Linked DNA regions of Homo sapiens: region 1 is linked to region 2. Evidence: chromatin contacts called from ENCODE Hi-C data. All regions are on one chromosome and are shown on one strand. Each heading gives the region's core, a stretch centred on a gene start or an enhancer-like site at or near the end of the contact. The rest is flanking DNA. Distances are from core to core; before and after follow the strand shown. Region 1 has its middle 45 kb from the start of DLG5-AS1. Region 2 holds the start of ZCCHC24 (zinc finger CCHC-type containing 24).

Region 1 (3,253 bases), core at 599-3,098, 1.5 Mb after region 2:
GTTTGCAATTATTAATACAGTGACTTTTTTTTTTACTGAAAAACATGGTCTGTGAATTCACAACTAAAAACCAATCCCCTGGCTCTCTTTATTTGACCCTAAGTGGAGCTTGGTGGACTTGGGATCCAGCCTCCCTAGACATAATGACTACCCAGCTGTCTGCTCAATCAGTAGGTCGTGGGAAGTATTTTACATGGGGGGGGAGAAGGGTTCGGGAAGGGGATGGATGTGGCCACTGTGTGGTTGAGGGCTTGAACACTTTAATGCAGGCCATAAGGTAAGCGTGATCTCATTTTAGAGTCACAGGTAGTAAGACCAGAATAATTCAGACAGGCAGGTTTTTTTGTAGAGGTATGGATGTTGACAACAGCTATGTATTTAGATTATGTAAGAAGGTATCCCATAAGGGAGAACTTAACATTTTTCTCTCTCTTTAAAAGAATATATTAGGGCCGGGCACAGTGGCTCATGCCTATAATCCCAACACTTTGGGAGGCTGAGGCTGGTGGATCATTTGAGGTCAGGAGTTTAAGACCAGCCTGGCCAACATGGTGAAACCCCGTCTCTACTAAAAATACAAAAATTAGCCGGGTACTAGTGGTACACACCTGTAATCCCAGCTACTCAGGAGGCTGAGGCAGGAGAATCACTTGATCCTGGGAGGCAGAGGTTGTGATGAGCCAAGATCACGCCACTGTACTTCAGTATGGGTAACAGAGTGAGACCCTGTTAAAAAAAAAAAAAAAAGAAGAAGAAGAAGAATGGAACAGAAAATGGGTATGACAAGGACAGAGGTAGGAAGTGACCCTATGTTTTTTGTTTGTTTGTTTTCCCAGACAGGTTCATGCTCTGTCGCCCAGGCTGGAGTAGAGTGGCGTGATGATCTCGGGTCGCTGCAACCTCTTCACCTCCCAGGCTCAAGCAGTCCTTCCCATCTCAGCCTCCAGAGCGAGTAGGACTACAGGCACATTGCCCAGCTAATTTTTCTTTCTTTTTTTTTTTTTTTTTTTTTGGTAGAGATGGGGTTTCACCATGTTGCCCAGGCTTCACTCTGTTCTATTGTACCTTTCTAATTTTGTACCTTCTGAAGGTCTTGCCAGTTTTTGTTTTTTTTTTTAATCAATACCTAGCAGCCTGGGCAACATGGCAAAACCCCATCTCTACAAAAAATACAAAAAAATTAACTGGGCATCATGGCTCACATCTGTGGTCCCAGCTGAGGTGGGAGGATCAATTGAGCCCAGGAGGTGGAGGCTGCAGTGAGCCAAGATCCACTGCATTCCGGCCTGGGCAACACAGTGAGACCCTGTCTCAAAAAAATAAATCAACAGCTGATGGTAAAGAAATCCAGTCATCTTGGAGCAGACCCTGTCCGGGAAGGTACTTGAGTGTTCTCAAGGTAGTTGAGTGGTCCCTTCCAGTGATAGCAACGTAAGGCTGGTAGGCACCAGTCACCAGTTAGGACAAGGTGACCAAAAAATGCAAGTCAACAAGCCTGAAATACATAGGATTTTCTTTTCTGACATGAAAAGTCCACAGTAGGCATTCCAAGGCTGATACGACAGTTCACCAAGTTGTCGGGGAGGGACCCAGGCCCCTCCCAGCCTTCTGCTACACCACCCCTCCACCATTCCTCATGGTTCAATGTGGCTGCTGAGGTTCTAGGCATTCCAGCCAGGAGAAGGGGAAAGAGACATAGCACTTCCCTTTAAGGAAAGTTCCCAAAAGTTACTTGACACTTCTGTTTACATCCCATGAGCCAGAACTTACGTAGCCAAACCCAGCTCCAGAGAGGCTGGAAAATGTTTGGACTCTGGGTGGCCATGTGCCTAGCTAAAAATAGACGCCTCTGTTAGCAAAGAAAGAGGGGGAGGGCCACAGGAAGTGGAGGATGATCGTATCTCTGCCTCTGATGGGCAGGACCTTTCTTTTTTTCTTTTTTGGCTTGACAAAGGTCAGAATATCCCCCTAATCCCTCAGAAAAAAGAGACTGAGACCCTGATCCCTTCATTCTCCCTTTTCCTTTCCCCTTCTTGCAAATTTCATGCTTGAGTTACGGTGGGGTTTTTTTGTTTTGTTTTGTTTTAAATATATAAACTGACATTTAAATTAGATCACATTCCCTTTGCAGGCTGTTTAAAATGTTTCAGGGCTGATGGAAAATGTGACTGTCAAACATTCATTCAACAAATAACACTTTTTTGACCCCCTACTATATCCTGGCGCCAATACCAGGTCCTGGGTTTAGAATGATGAGCAATATTCCTATGGCTCTTTTCCTTGTGGAATTAATCTAGTCACAGCACTGTCCAGCAGTACTGTAGTATATAGTAATATAGATGACAGTAATTATGTAAGTCATATGTAATTTGTTTTTGTTTTTGTTTTTGAGATGGAGTCTTGATCTGTTGCCCAGGCTAGAGTGCAGTGGCGCAGTCTTGGCTCACTGCAACCTCCACCTCCTGGGTTCAAGCAATTTTCCTGTCTCAGCCACCCAAGTAGCTGGCAGTACAGGCACACGCCACTATGCCCAGCTAATTTTTTCATATTTTTAGTAGAGATGGGGTTTCACCATATTGGTCAGACTGGTCTTGAACTCCTGACCTCACGTGATCCACCCACCTCGGCCTCCCAAAGTACTGGGATTACAGGTGTGAGCCACCACTCCTGGCCCATATGTAATTTTAAATCTAGTATTGGCCAGGTATGGTAGCTCACGTCTGTAATCCCAGCACTTTGGGAGGCTGAGGCAGGAGTACTGCTTGAATCCAGGAGTTTGAGACCATCCTGAGCAACATGTCAAAACCCTGTCTTTACAAAGAATACAAAACATTATCCAGGCATGGTGGCACGCACTTGTAATCCCAGCTACTTGGGAGGCTGAGGTGGGAGGATCACCTGAGCCTAGGGAGAAAAAATGAGAAATTAATTTTAACAATGCATTTTATTTAACCCAACGTACCCAAAATGTCATTTCAACATGTAATCAATATAAAAATGACTGAGATATTTTACACTCTTATTTTCATACTAAGTTTTCCAATTCCAGTGTCTATTTTACACTTAGCACATAGCGAGTTTCACATGCTCAGTAGCCACATAGCCTAGGGGTTGGCCATTCAGCTCCTCCATTTACTCTCCAAGAACTTTCCAGTAAATGCTTCCTGGGGCTTAGGCTAACCAGAAATGATTTTCTATTTCCTGCTAGCCTGGCCCCAACCCTGAGACCTGTATGAAGGTGGATAGTCCACAC
Region 2 (3,304 bases), core at 622-3,121:
ACAGGCATGCGCCACTACGCCCGGCTAATTTTTGCATTTTTTTGTAGAGATGAGGTTTTGCCATGTTTCCAGGGCTTGTCTGGAACTCCTGGGCTCAAGCAGTCTGTCTGCCTTGGCCTCCCAAAGTGCTGGGATTACAGGTGAGCCATTTGCAAGAACCGTGTACCTACTCTTTAAACAAATAGGTTTAATACTGTTTAAAAATATAAAGGGTACTGTATAGATGTGTTCTTGATGAATGAAAATATGAAGACATGATTGATACATATGCTGTCGTTTGTATTAATAACTGCAAATTGATAGACAAGATGGAGATCTGAGATCCAAGGGCCTCTTGGTTGGTGAAAAAGGGTGGCATTTGGTCATCACTGAAGGCCTTCGTGGTGCGAGCGACCATAGATGTGGTTAGGTGCCCTGCAGGTGATGTGAGTAACTCGTGGAGTGGGTGGCGGGGAAGAGCTGTCCTTTATGGAATATCTTCCGCTTACCAAACCCAAGCTGGGAAGCACACAAATGTCCCCGGCGGCGGGAGGATGACTGCTCCCATTTTACAGAGGAGAAAACAGGCTTGCTCGCAGAGGTTAGGCGTCATGCAGAGGTCATTCCGCTGGACGGTGGCCAAGCTGGCACTCCAACGCTGGGCGGAATGGCTCCAGAGCCAGACTGAAAGTGGGAGAGGTGACTCGGTCCCAGCCAGGCGGTGAGTTCCTCTGGGCTAGGTCCCCGGTGCTGGCGCAGCAAAGACCACCCGGAGAAAGAGACGGTGAAGGCCCCGGGGCTTCCTGGGGCGTCAGGCGGAGGCGGAGGCGGGGGCGGGGCTCCCTCCAGGCAGTCTTGGACTAGCTGAGTTGTCCCAGCGAGATGGGTGACAGCCGCTTTCCCGAGCTCCCCCGGCCCAGGCTGGTGTCCTGGCGACTCGCCAAGGCACCGGGGCGGGCTAGGGCTGGAGCCGGGGTGGAGGAAGAGGGTCGAGAAGCGAGGCGGGCCCAGAGCAGAAATAGGAGAAGGGGGGGGGGAGGGGGCGGGGAGTCTTTCCTGGGGCAGGAACCCGGGCCCCCCTTGGCGCAGCCGGCCCGCAAAGTGATTCTGCAGATGGAAGGAATTAAGTAGGAGGGGGAGGGTCCGATGGTGATAGCGAGAGGAGGGAGTTAGAAGTGTGTGCGTCTGTGTACACGCGTCTGAGAGAGGAGCGGGAGAGACAGGGAGAAACATCAGACCAGACGGAAATAGAAGAAAGGAGACAAGAAGAGTGAGAGAAAGAGAAGGACATACACACACACACACACACACACACACACACGGAGGGCGCCACATACAAGGACGACGGACACAGGAGACTAGTACTAGTCTAAGAGAGAGAGAAAGAAGGAGTATGAGAAAGGAGGGAAAATAGGAAAGGAAAAGTGAGTGAAAAACAATTGCAGAGGATTTGGAAAGAACGAGACAAGAGCGCTGACGACAGAGGGAGACGAAATTGATTAGGCCGGGGCTGCACTGAGCTCCCGGCAGCTCGGGGAGCTGGGTTGGCCGGGCTGGGACGAGGTGGGGCTTGGGCGGGGCCTCGCATGGGCGGGCCCGCGCCGTGCTGCATATGCAGATGAGCCTCACTCCCCTCTCTCCCCACCCCTGACGGTTCATATTCAACGAGACAGCCAATGCAGGGCGAGGACAGTGCCAGGCGGGGCAGGGAGTGGGCGGCGGGGCATCGTGGACCCCACCCCCGGAGCCGCCGCTGGAGGGGTCAGCCGCGAGGCAGATAGCGGATCGCCGGGCGGGGCGGGACGCAGTGGGCGGGGCGGAGGGGCGGGGCCAAAAGTTTCCTGCCCAACTTTCGCTGCCTCCTTCCACCGCCTGCGCGCGCCGGGGCCGCAGTCGGGGGGAGGCGGCGGCAGCGGCAGCGGCTGCGGGCAGCGCGCGGGGCGCAGGGCGCGGGGCGATCACCGTCGGGGCTCGGGAGGCGGGCAGTGGGCACAGGCTCCCCGGTGCCCGCCCCTCCGCTGCGGAGGGGGGCCGCGAGCGGGCGGCCGGGGAGGGGCCGGCACCGCCGCCACAAAATGAGCCTGCTGTCGGCCATCGACACGAGCGCCGCCTCGGTGTACCAGCCCGCCCAGCTGCTCAACTGGGTCTACCTGTCGCTGCAGGACACGCACCAGGCTAGCGCCTTCGATGCCTTCCGGCCCGAGCCGACCGCCGGCGCCGCACCCCCGGAGCTGGCCTTCGGCAAGGGCCGCCCCGAGCAGCTGGGCTCGCCCCTGCACTCCAGCTATCTCAACAGCTTCTTCCAGCTGCAGCGCGGAGAGGTGGGTGCCCCCGCGCGCCCCCGCCCACCGCCCCACCGCCCCACCGCCCCACCGTGGCGGGCCGTTCCCTGTCTGACCCGCTCTTCCTGGCCTGGCGCGGCCCGGCTCCGCATTGCCGGGCCCGGCTTGGCTTGGCTTCGTTCAACTCTGCCAAACTCGCCGCCCGAAGTCCCCGGGGTGCCGGGTGCGCGTCACCTCCCGGCTGAGCCCGGGCTGGAGCAATGCAGGCCGGGGCGGAGCTCTCCCGCCCCCTCTCCCTGCCAGGGCAGCCCTGCTCCAAAGGGGTTGGGGGAGGGAGTTGAGGAGGGGTTGTCTCCGGATTTTCTTCAGACAGCTGGGGTGCGGCCTGGGCGGGGAGCCCCTTCGAAGTGTCCTTCTCACGCCCAACCTTATCCTCGTCCTGGCCACCGCGGGCTGGGACCGAGAGTGCAGATTCTGCTCGGAGCTCCTCTGGAAGGGCCTAAAATCTTTTCTCCGACCTCTGCGGTTCCCGACCCGAAAGGCACCCTGGAGAGCAGTGACTGCCCAGAGGGCTTCTCCTGCTGTTCTCACTCGGGGACCCCAGATACGTCCTCCAGCTGCTCGCCCTCCCCCAGCCACATAGGAAGTGGTTTCTGAGGGCTTGACCCCACAGACTGCGCTGTCCCCAGCCCTCCCAGCCTCGAAGGAAATGAAAGGGAAATCCTCTTGAGCTCTTGGGAGGGGGGCTAGAAAGGGGGGGGGAGAGGTTCCAGCTGCCCAGCGCCTTCTGCAGAAACCTGGGCCGGCTGTGTTGCAAAGTCTGCCTGTTTGGTGGATTCAGTTACAAAGTTGACTGGGCAGCGCCTCTTTGCCAGCAAGATAAATACACAGATCGCCACCACCTCCCAGCCCTTTTTGAAGAGTCTCCAGGGCCTGCCCAGATACCACTCCTTTCCGTGGGCTGGACTCCTCCCCTCCCTCCATTTACTCCTGCCTCATTTGGGAATTTCAGACACCCATCTGTGGCCTTCACTTCCTCCCCT

The links. A loop is a pair of places that touch in the nucleus more often than their neighbours do.
Region 1: a map of gastrocnemius medialis shows a loop between it and region 2 (7-fold over the local background). The contact joins the enhancer-like site here to the promoter of ZCCHC24 in region 2. A Hi-C loop is called at or near these places in 1 of 168 maps with a recorded cell type or tissue (gastrocnemius medialis) and 1 of 37 single-sample maps with no recorded cell type.

Annotation. Positions count from the first base shown.
Region 1 is chr10:77,970,011-77,973,263 of GRCh38, reverse strand. No RefSeq gene overlaps it. Among named protein-coding and RNA genes, the nearest start is that of DLG5-AS1, 45 kb to the right of the region's middle. RefSeq lists enhancers at 1,719-2,013, 1,646-2,156. Within about 2 kb of position 1,848, at least 16 of the 41 ENCODE cell types and tissues checked have a DNase peak (open chromatin) inside an H3K27ac peak, as active enhancers do; they include gastrocnemius medialis, where a contact is called at or near this core.
Region 2 is chr10:79,444,191-79,447,494 of GRCh38, reverse strand. It overlaps ZCCHC24 (zinc finger CCHC-type containing 24), which reads left to right and starts at 1,871. Exons shown (of 4, transcript NM_153367.4): 1 at 1,871-2,300. The coding sequence starts at 2,055. LOC105378383 (a long non-coding RNA gene) reads right to left here and starts at 1,254. Exons shown (of 4, transcript XR_946104.4): 1 at 1-1,254. RefSeq lists silencers at 1,439-1,948, 1,959-2,018.